2 separate regions of the Homo sapiens genome follow, and region 1 is linked to region 2. Evidence: chromatin contacts called from ENCODE Hi-C or POLR2A ChIA-PET data. All regions are on one chromosome and are shown on one strand. Each heading gives the region's core, a stretch centred on a gene start or an enhancer-like site at or near the end of the contact. The rest is flanking DNA. Distances are from core to core; before and after follow the strand shown. Region 1 holds the start of GPX4 (glutathione peroxidase 4). Region 2 holds the start of CFD (complement factor D).

Region 1 (6,549 bases), core at 4,050-6,549, 240 kb after region 2:
TGTGCGTCCCCTCTCCCCTCCCTTGTAAAACAGGGACAAGAACAGCACCCACTTCGTAGGGTAATTGGCTAATAATTGCAATGTACACAGAGTGGCGCCTGACACCAGCACTGCATAAGTGTTCCCTAAATAGGATAAAGGGCAGGAGGTTGCCAGGTCTCCTGGAAACCTGGTGAGGAAGGTGTCTAGGGGCAGAGGGAAGGGAGTGGCTATGTGATGCCACCGCCAAGTCAGCCTGAGGACTGAGCAGGGATTCGCCTAGCAGACATTGCTTGTGACTCAGGGAAGGGGGCCAGTGCCTGGCAGGACGGATTTGAGGGAGGAGAGGAATTGGAGATGTGGGGCAGATACATGGGGCGGGGAGGGTCAGGAGACGGACAGGCCTCAGGAGTGGATTTTATGACACAAGAAAGGGCATCTGGAGTAAAGACCAAGCAGTGACCTGCAAATCTGGGGGCAGGGGTGGACTGAGAGGCTGAGCCCAAGCCAGGGGCGGCCTGGATGATAACAGCAAAGCCAGAGGCCCGGAAGTCAGGCCATGATCCACACACAGGGCAGGTGAAAATGTAAGATGGTGCAGCCGCTATAGAAAGCAGTCTGGTCGGCCAGGCGCAGTGGCTCACGCCTGTAATCCAAGCGCTCTGGGAGGCTGAGGCAGGCGGATCAACTGAGGTCAGGGGTTCGAGACCAGCCTGGCCAACATAGTGAAACCCCGTCTCTACTGAAAATACCAAAATTAGCCGAGCATGGTGGTGCAGGCCTGTAATCCCAGCTACTTGGGAGGCCGAGGGAGGAGAATCGCTTGAACCTGGGAGGTGGAGGTTGCAGTGAGCCGAGATCGTGCCACTGCACTCCAGCTTGGGCAAAAAGAGTGAAACTCCATCTCAAAAAAAAAAAAACAACAAACAGTCTGGTGGATCCTCAAACTGTTACACAAAGAGTCACCATATGACTCAGCAATTCCACTCCTAGGCATACACCCAAGAGAAATGAAAACATACGCCCACACAAACACTTGTACGGCTTTACAAACTCAAAAAGAGAAAACAGCCCATAGCCGGGCATGGTGGCGCATGCCTGTAATCTCAGCTATTCAGGAGGCTGAGAAAGGAGAATTGCTTGAACCTGGGAGGCGGAGGTTGCAGTGACCTGAGATTGCGCCACTGCACTCCAGCCTGGGTAACAGAGTGAGACTCTGTCTCAAAAAAAAAAACCCCAGATGTCCATCCACAGATGAATAAATAAACACAATGTGATCCCTCCACACACTGGAATATTTCTGAGCCATGAAAAGGAATGATGAGGCTCTGACACAGGCCACAATGTGGATGTAGCCTGAGGACCTCATGCTCAGTGAGAGAAGCCAGGCACAAAAGAACACGCAGTGTGTGATCCCATTTCCATGAAATGTCCAGGACAGGCCAATCCACAGAGACAGGAGGGGATGTGTGTGTGCCAGGTCCTAGGGGAGGAGATGGAGAGTGAAGGCTGATGGGGTCTGGGCTTCCTTTGGGGACAATGAAAATACTCTGTGCTGGGTGCGGTGGCTCACGCCTGTAATCCCAGCACTTTGGGAGGCCTAGGCAGGCGGATCACCTGAGGTCGGGAGTTTGAGACCAGCCTGACCAACATGGAGAAACCCTGTCTCTACTAAAAATACAAAACTAACTGGGTGTGGTGGCGCACGCCTGTAATCCCAGCTACTTGGGAGGCTGAGGCAGGAGAATCGCTTGAACCTGGGAGGTGGCAGTGCAGTGAGCTGAGATCGTGCCACTGCACTCCAGCCTGGGCAACAAGAGCGAAATTCTGTCTCAAGAGAAAAAAAAAATTCTGGAACTAGATAGATAGAGGTGATGGTCTCATAACATTGTACACGTCCTAAAAACACTGAATTGTACACTTTGAAGTGTTAAAATGTTGAATTTCATATGTATTTTGTTTGAATTTCAAAAACTTTTTTTTTTTTTGAGACAGAGTCTTGCTGTATCCCCCCAGGCTGGAGTGCAGTGACACGAACTCGGCTCACTGCAACCTCCACCTCCAGGGTTCAAGCAATTCTCCTGCCTCAGCCTCCTGAGTAGCTGGGATTACAGGAGCACGGCACCACTCCCAGCTAATTTTTGTATTTTTAGTGGAGATGGGGTTTCCCCATGTTGGTCAGGCTGGTCTTGAACTCCTGACCTCGTGATCCACCCGCCTTGGCCTCCCAAAGTGCTGGGATTACAGGCGTGAGCCATTATGCCTGGCCCTAATTTTTGTACTTTTAGTAGAGACAGTTTCCCTATGTTGGCCAGGCTGGCCTCAAACTCCTAACCTCAGGTGATCCGCCTGCTTCGGCCTCCCAAAGTGCTGGGATTACAGATGTGAGCCACCGCACCCAGCCAAAAAGTTTTTTTTGAGACGGAGAGTCTCGCTCTCTTGCCCAGGCTGGAGTGCGGTGGTGCGATCTCGGCTCACTGCAAGCTCCGCCTACCGGGTTCACACCATTCTCCTGCCTCAGCCTCCCGAGTAGTAGCTGGGACTACAGGAGCCCTCGACCACACCTGGCTAATTTTTTGTAATTTTAGTAGAGACGGGGTTTCACCGTGTTAGCCAGGATGGTCTCGATCTCCTGACCTCGTGATCTGCCCGTCTCAGCCTCCCAAAGTGCTGGGATTACAGGTGTGAGCCACCATGCCTGGCCAAAAAGATCTTAAAAAAGAAATGAAGCCACAGGACAGCCCCTCCCCAGTCCTTCCTGGAGCCAGGGGCTGCTCTAGAAAGATATGTGGCAACACAGCTTCCTGCAGGGACACTCAAGAACTTCCGCCCTCACAGGGCTGGAGCCTTGAGAGGTCCCCGAGACTCCATTTCCCCGTTCGTGAAATGGGGACACTCTGGGAAAAGCTGTGAAGCCCCCAGCACAAATCTCTCCCAGAGCCTGGGGCCCCGTTCTCAGATCCGAGGTCGCGACCCCGTGTTTTCCCCACTTCTGACTTTATCACAATTGGCAGGAAGTCAGGAATGGGATCAAGTCTCTCCGCGGAGCTGTGGGTGCTGAGCTGTTTTTCTGGCAACCCTGAAATAAACTCCCATTTCAGTGCACATGTTTGCAACAAACTTAAGGAAAACAACACCGGCAAAATTGCGAACAGCTGAGCCTTCGCAAGGGCAAGAACAGAGTCACCAGTGTGGCCCTGTCACCCGGCACTGCCAGGGCGGGAGGAAATGGGGGGGTTTCCTGAGAAGTCAGACAATGGGAGTTGACTCCAAGAACTCAGCCTCTAGGGGCTGGGCGGGAGCAAAGCCATGTGAACAGACTTATGCAAGACCAGGATTCGGCCAGCCCTGCTCAGGGATCCTTGCTTCACTGCCTCTGCCACCAAACCATCCATGACGCCTCTGTGCTGCATCTGGCAGGCCTGAGTCGGGGGCAGTGGCGGGGGCAGGCTCATAGCACCCCCCAAGTCAACCCGGCCCTGAGTCTGTCTCTGAAGAAATACTCAGTGCAGGGTCAGAAAAGGTTAAGACCTTGAGGACAACATACAAATCCCAAGCACCTAGGCGGGGTAGAGTGGCTCACACCTGTAATCCCAGCACTTTGGGAGGCCGAGGCAGGCGGATCACCTGAGGTCGGGAGTTCGAGACCAGCCTGACCAACATGGTGAAAGCCCGTATCTACTAAAAACACAAAAATTAGCTGGGCGTGGTAGCACATGCCTGTAATCCCAGCTACTCAGGAGACTGAGGCAGGAGAATCACTTGAACCCGGAAAGCGGAGGTTGCAGTGAGCTGCGATGGAGCCACTGCACTCCAGCCTGGGTGACAGACCAAGACTCCTCAAAAAAAAAAAAAAAAATCCAAACCCCTGCCTGTACAGGGGTCAAAGTCCAATCACGGTGACTCAGTTCCCAAGTATGAGATGAGTGTTTCTGTTGCCACATGTCCAAGCCACGAAGTGAAAAACAGAGTTGGAAGCCAAGATGTGGGGCAGTATGGGCTCGGGTGTGCCCATACCTTGTAATGTTAGAAGTGTAAGAAAACCCTCCAGACTTGTGTTTATTTTCTGAGCACATACCGCGCGTCCCTGCGTGGGCAGCTGCCCCTGGGGGTGGGAGCCCAGGAAACTCCAGGTTCTCAGTTAAGTGGTAACTGTCTTGATGACTCTCAGGTCTCAGTGCCCACATTATACAAGCGGCTCAGCAACCAGACCCAGGATGGGGAGTCACTGACCCCCTGCGCCCATGGCAGGGGTGAGGGTAGGGACACCCCCATAAGATGGAGCTGTGATGAGAAGCAAACCCAACTCAGTTTGGTTTCATTTACATTAAAAAGGCAAATCCCTTGGCCGGATGCGGTGGCTCACACCTGTAATCCCAGCACTCTGGGAGGCCTAGGCGGGCAGATCACCTGAGGTCAGGAGTTCGAGATCAGCCTGGCCAACATGGTGAAACCCCGTCTCTACTAAAAATACAAAAAAATTAGCTGGGTGTGGTGGCTCGCTCGTGTAATCCCAGCTACTCAGGAGGCTGAGTCAGGAGAATCGCTTGAACCCGGGGGCTGGGTGGAGGTTGCAGTGAGCTGAGATAGCGCCACTGCACTCCAGCCTGGGCAAAAGAGCAAAAAAACTGTGTCTCGGAAAAAAAAAAAAAAAAAAGGCAAATCCCGGCCGAGCCTTTGGCTCACGCATGTGATCCCAGCACTTTTGGGAAGCTGAGGCTGGAGGATCACTTGAGGTCAGAAGTTTGAGACCAGCCTAGGCAACATAGCGAGACCCCCATGTCTACAAAACAATAATTAGCCAGGAATGGTGGATGAGCCTGTTGTCCCAGCTACTCGGGAAGCAGAGACGGGAGGTTCGCTTGAGCCTGGGAGGTCGAGGCTGCAGTGTGCCCTGATCGTGCCACTGCACGTTAGCCTGGGCAACACAGCAAGACCCCGTGTCTTAAAAAAAAAAAGGTAAATAAGAGTTGGGGACACTTTTCTGCGAGTTGGAGAAACCAAACCCCCTCGACGAGTCTTAAGTAGTATTCTCAGGTTGTCTGGCCTGCGGCCGCGCTGCTGTCAACCAGCCGGATAACTGCGCTGCCTCCCGACGCGCCGCCAGCCAGGCCACGGCCTCCTAGACACAAGCGAGCATGCGCAGTCGCCAACAACAAGTCCGCACGTCCGGTCCCGCCCCCCCTTCCCCGCCTTCTTCCCACTCCGGCCTCCCATTGGCTGACGTCGGCGCGAGCGCTCAACACCGACGCGTCTGACCAATGAGCGCTCTGGAGGGCGTGGCCGTGGGAAAGGAGGCGCGGAAAGCCGACGCGCGTCCATTGGTCGGCTGGACGAGGGGAGGAGCCGCTGGCTCCCAGCCCCGCCGCGATGAGCCTCGGCCGCCTTTGCCGCCTACTGAAGCCGGCGCTGCTCTGTGGGGCTCTGGCCGCGCCTGGCCTGGCCGGGACCATGGTGAGCTAGCGCCGCGGCCGTTGCCGGCCCGGTGACCGTTGGGGCGGGCGCGCGATCCCTGCCTCCGCTCGCCGGCGTGGGGAACCCTCAGGCTCCAGTGACCTTGGTGGGGGGCGTCTGGGGGCTCCCCCTCCCCACCCCCGGCCGGGCACGGACGCGGGTGACCGTACTGCGACGCGCTCCGCGGCCCTCCAGGCCGTTGTAGGCGCGCGGGCTGGGGTCGGGGAAGGGGAAGGGGTTGTTCCACGCGCGCGGGTCGTGGTCGGGGAAGGGGCCGTCCAGGCCGTTGCAGGCGCGCGTGCCGGGGCCGGGGTCGGGGGTCCAGGCTTGCAGGGGGCGGGGTCCGGGACGGCTGGGGCGGAGCTGGACCGTTGAGGGCCACGGCGGGGCGTCTCCGGGCCGAGCGGGGCTGCTGCGCCCGAGCGGTTGGGGGCGCGGAGGGCTGGAAATCCCGGATCACGCGCCCCCGGGCGCCGCCCCGCCCCCGCACCTTGGCCTAGCGCGGTGGCGTCACAGTCGCGCAGTCCTGACTACGGCCTCCGGGCCCTTTGTCCCCGCTAGCGGCGCTCGGGGTGGGGGAGCCAGGAGGGGCGGGAGACGGGCGGGTATGGGCCGCGCGGGCGCAGGCTCCCCCGGGCGCCGCAGGCAGCGGTGCCAGAGCCGGGGCAGGCGGCGGCCGCGAGCCCCTCGGCGGCGGAAGGCCCCAGCGTGCAGGCGCAGGAGGGCGCGGCGCCGGCGGAAGAAGCCCTGTCCCCGCAGCTTGCGACCGGAGATCCACGAATGTCCCAAGTCCCAGGACCCGGTGCGCGCGGGGCCCCCACACCGGCTAATGTGGCACATTTTGGGGTTGGAACCCTCTCCCGGCCTCCGGGTCTCCGGTAAAACCGGACCAGAAGTACAAGGGGGCGTGTGCGTTTAAGGAGGAGGAGCGTTCAGGTCTTCAGGGCCGCAGGGCCTCGGTGTCCCCGCCACCGACCCGCTCCCGATCCCTTCCTGCCTCAGGGTCCCGGGCTCAGCCTCCCGTCCACGCTCCCTGCTCAGCTTCCTTTGCCTTGCAGTGCGCGTCCCGGGACGACTGGCGCTGTGCGCGCTCCATGCACGAGTTTTCCGCCAAGG
Region 2 (2,500 bases), core at 1-2,500:
CTGTGGGGCAGATGTGAAAAATGGAGCTACACCATGAGCAGGCCTGCAGTCCCAGCACTTCTGGAGGCTGAGGTGGGAGGATCACTTGAGCCCCGGAGGTCGAGGAGGCTGCAGTGAGCTATGATTGCACCGCTGCACTCGAGCCTGGATGAAAGAGCAAGACCCTGTCTGTAATAAAACAAAAACAACACACACAAATCCCCACCTCACAAAAGGCCCTATGGCCCAGATTCTGAGAAGTATTTTATTTTAATTTTTTTGTAGAGATGGGGTCTCGCCGTCTTCCCCAAGCTGGCCTTGAATTCCTGGGCTCAAGAGATGCTCCTATCTGGGTCTCTCAATGTGCCGGGATGGTAGGTGGGAGCCACTGTGCCCGGCCAGCCCTGACTCTGTTCATCAGAACCTGCCCTCAGTGAACAGTTTGGGAGGGGGCGTGTGATCCAGGCTCCACCAACCCAAGGCACCCTTGAGACTTGGCTGGAGTGAGGAAGAATTTTAGGAGGGGCCCACTGAGCCACTGGGTTGAGTGTGGGGTCCCTGGAAACACACCAGGGGAGGCTGGTGAGGAAAGAAGCCATCAGAGAAGAAAGGAGAAGCCAGAAGCAGACACTGGACATTGTTCAGGCACCTGGATCAAGCCACACCTGAAGGCGGACATCCCTGAACTTTCCATATAACTTTCATGATTCAGGCTCCACCCAGTTTGTCTGGGTTTTCCTGTCCCTTGTAGCCAGTCTTCCCAGCTGCCTCTGCCTTGGCCTTTCCAACTTTCTATTCGTCAGGGTGTCAAGCCCCAGAGGCCACAGGGACAGAGACAAAGGTGTCAAGTGACCTTCCTACCCCCAACAGACCTTCTCTCTAATATAGAGGAGGAAAAGAAGGGAGGGTAGCAGGACAAGAAAGTGGGTTGTTTACACGCTGTGGCCTCCAGCTAGGATTGTGAAACACCCTGGGGGACTCTGGGTGTGGTGAAGTTGGGGCCGGGGTGGGTGCAGCCCCCCTCTCTGCCTCCTGCCCATCTGAGGGACTGCCCCCCACCAGGGCCAGCAGGCTGTCAGGCTCACAGAGGCCCGAGGGTCTCCCAGCGACTTGTCGACTCTGGTGTGAGTCTGGCAGGAGGTAACCCAGTCCCGGGGAGGGCGGAGGCTGGGCGGGCGAGTTCCCCTTTCCCCAGCTGGGCCGCTGCCCACCCGGGGAGCGGCCCGCCCCCTCCACCCTCATAAAAGCACCCCCAGGGCCCTGCCTGGGTCAGTGTCTCAGCCACAGCGGCTTCACCATGCACAGCTGGGAGCGCCTGGCAGTTCTGGTCCTCCTAGGAGCGGCCGCCTGCGGTGAGGAGGCCTGGGCCTGGGGTGAGGGACAGGGCTGTGTAGGGGCGTGGTGCTCCCTTCCGTCACACGGACGGTCCTCCAGCCCCTCCAGGTGGGCAGGAAGGGGGTGTCTCTCCTCACTAATGGAAGGCTCTGAACGCTGAAAAATTCTAGAAAATTCAGATTGGAAATCGGAACTTTCTGGAGTCAGCTTTTCTTGCAGACAGAGTCTGAACGTCTGCGTGGAAAACTTCATCTGCGTGGCTGACTGGGCTGGCCCAGGCACTGGCTGGGTCAGCCCCATTTCTCTTATGTCCAACTGGAAGGCACTGCGCCCAGGGTAGGGCGCTGGGATCTGCCCCCGGTCCCCAGCCCACTGTGGGTTCTGTACTCTGGGGCATTCCCGCCCGAGGGTATCTGAGTTTGCAACGCTGAGGGGCCCCAAGACGGAAACGGGATTCTTTTTTTTCTTTCTTTTTTTTTTTGATAGGGAGTCTCGCTCTGTCGTCCAGGCTGGAGTGCAGTGGTGCGATCTCGGCTCACTGCAAACTCCGACTCCCGGGTTCAAGCGATTCTCCTGCCTCAGCCTTCCGAATAGCTGAGATTATAGGCCACGCCGACTAAATTTTGTATTTTTTTTTAAAGTAGAGACGGGGTTTCACCATATTGGCCAGGCTGGTCTTGAACTCCTGACCTCATGATCTGCACCCCCCCCTCCCCCCCCGCCCCCGCGCGGCTTCACAAAGTGCTGGGATTACAGGCGTGAGCCACCGCGCCCAGAGATGGGATTCTTGCGGGGAGCGGCCTGGGGGGTGAGAGCTGGGATCCCGTCAGGCAGCCTCGCCCGGGGGAGGAGTCCACCCCGCGGCCCTCACGCGCCCGCCCACCCACAGCGGCGCCGCCCCGTGGTCGGATCCTGGGCGGCAGAGAGGCCGAGGCGCACGCGCGGCCCTACATGGCGTCGGTGCAGCTGAACGGCGCGCACCTGTGCGGCGGCGTCCTGGTGGCGGAGCAGTGGGTGCTGAGCGCGGCGCACTGCCTGGAGGACGCGTGAGTGCCCGCGCCGCGCGGGGGAAGAGCCCGGGTGCGGTGGGGGGAGTCGGCTGGCACCGACCGCGGACTCCGTCCGGTCCCCAGGGCCGACGGGAAGGTGCAGGTTCTCCTGGGCGCGCACTCCCTGTCGCAGCCGG

The links. A loop is a pair of places that touch in the nucleus more often than their neighbours do. ChIA-PET counts read pairs that join two places held with the same protein, here RNA polymerase II (POLR2A). Pooled maps may share reads with other maps.
Region 1: a pooled map shows a loop between it and region 2 (6-fold over the local background). The contact joins the promoter of GPX4 here to the promoter of CFD in region 2. A Hi-C loop is called at or near these places in 1 of 37 single-sample maps with no recorded cell type and 9 of 50 pooled maps. POLR2A ChIA-PET finds 5 or more read pairs at or near these places in 6 of 52 experiments (HCT116, HEK293, WTC11 and 3 more).

The regions. Positions count from the first base shown.
Region 1 is chr19:1,098,695-1,105,243 of GRCh38, forward strand. GPX4 (glutathione peroxidase 4) reads left to right here and starts at 5,300. Exons shown (of 7, transcript NM_002085.5): 1 at 5,300-5,433; 2 at 6,492-6,549. The coding sequence starts at 5,350. RefSeq lists enhancers at 705-824, 945-1,024, 3,874-4,243, 4,274-4,323, 4,344-4,423 and 1 more and silencers at 1,600-1,737, 5,026-5,105, 5,116-6,135.
Region 2 is chr19:858,414-860,913 of GRCh38, forward strand. It overlaps CFD (complement factor D), which reads left to right and starts at 1,251. Exons shown (of 5, transcript NM_001928.4): 1 at 1,251-1,331; 2 at 2,204-2,360; 3 at 2,448-2,500. The coding sequence starts at 1,277.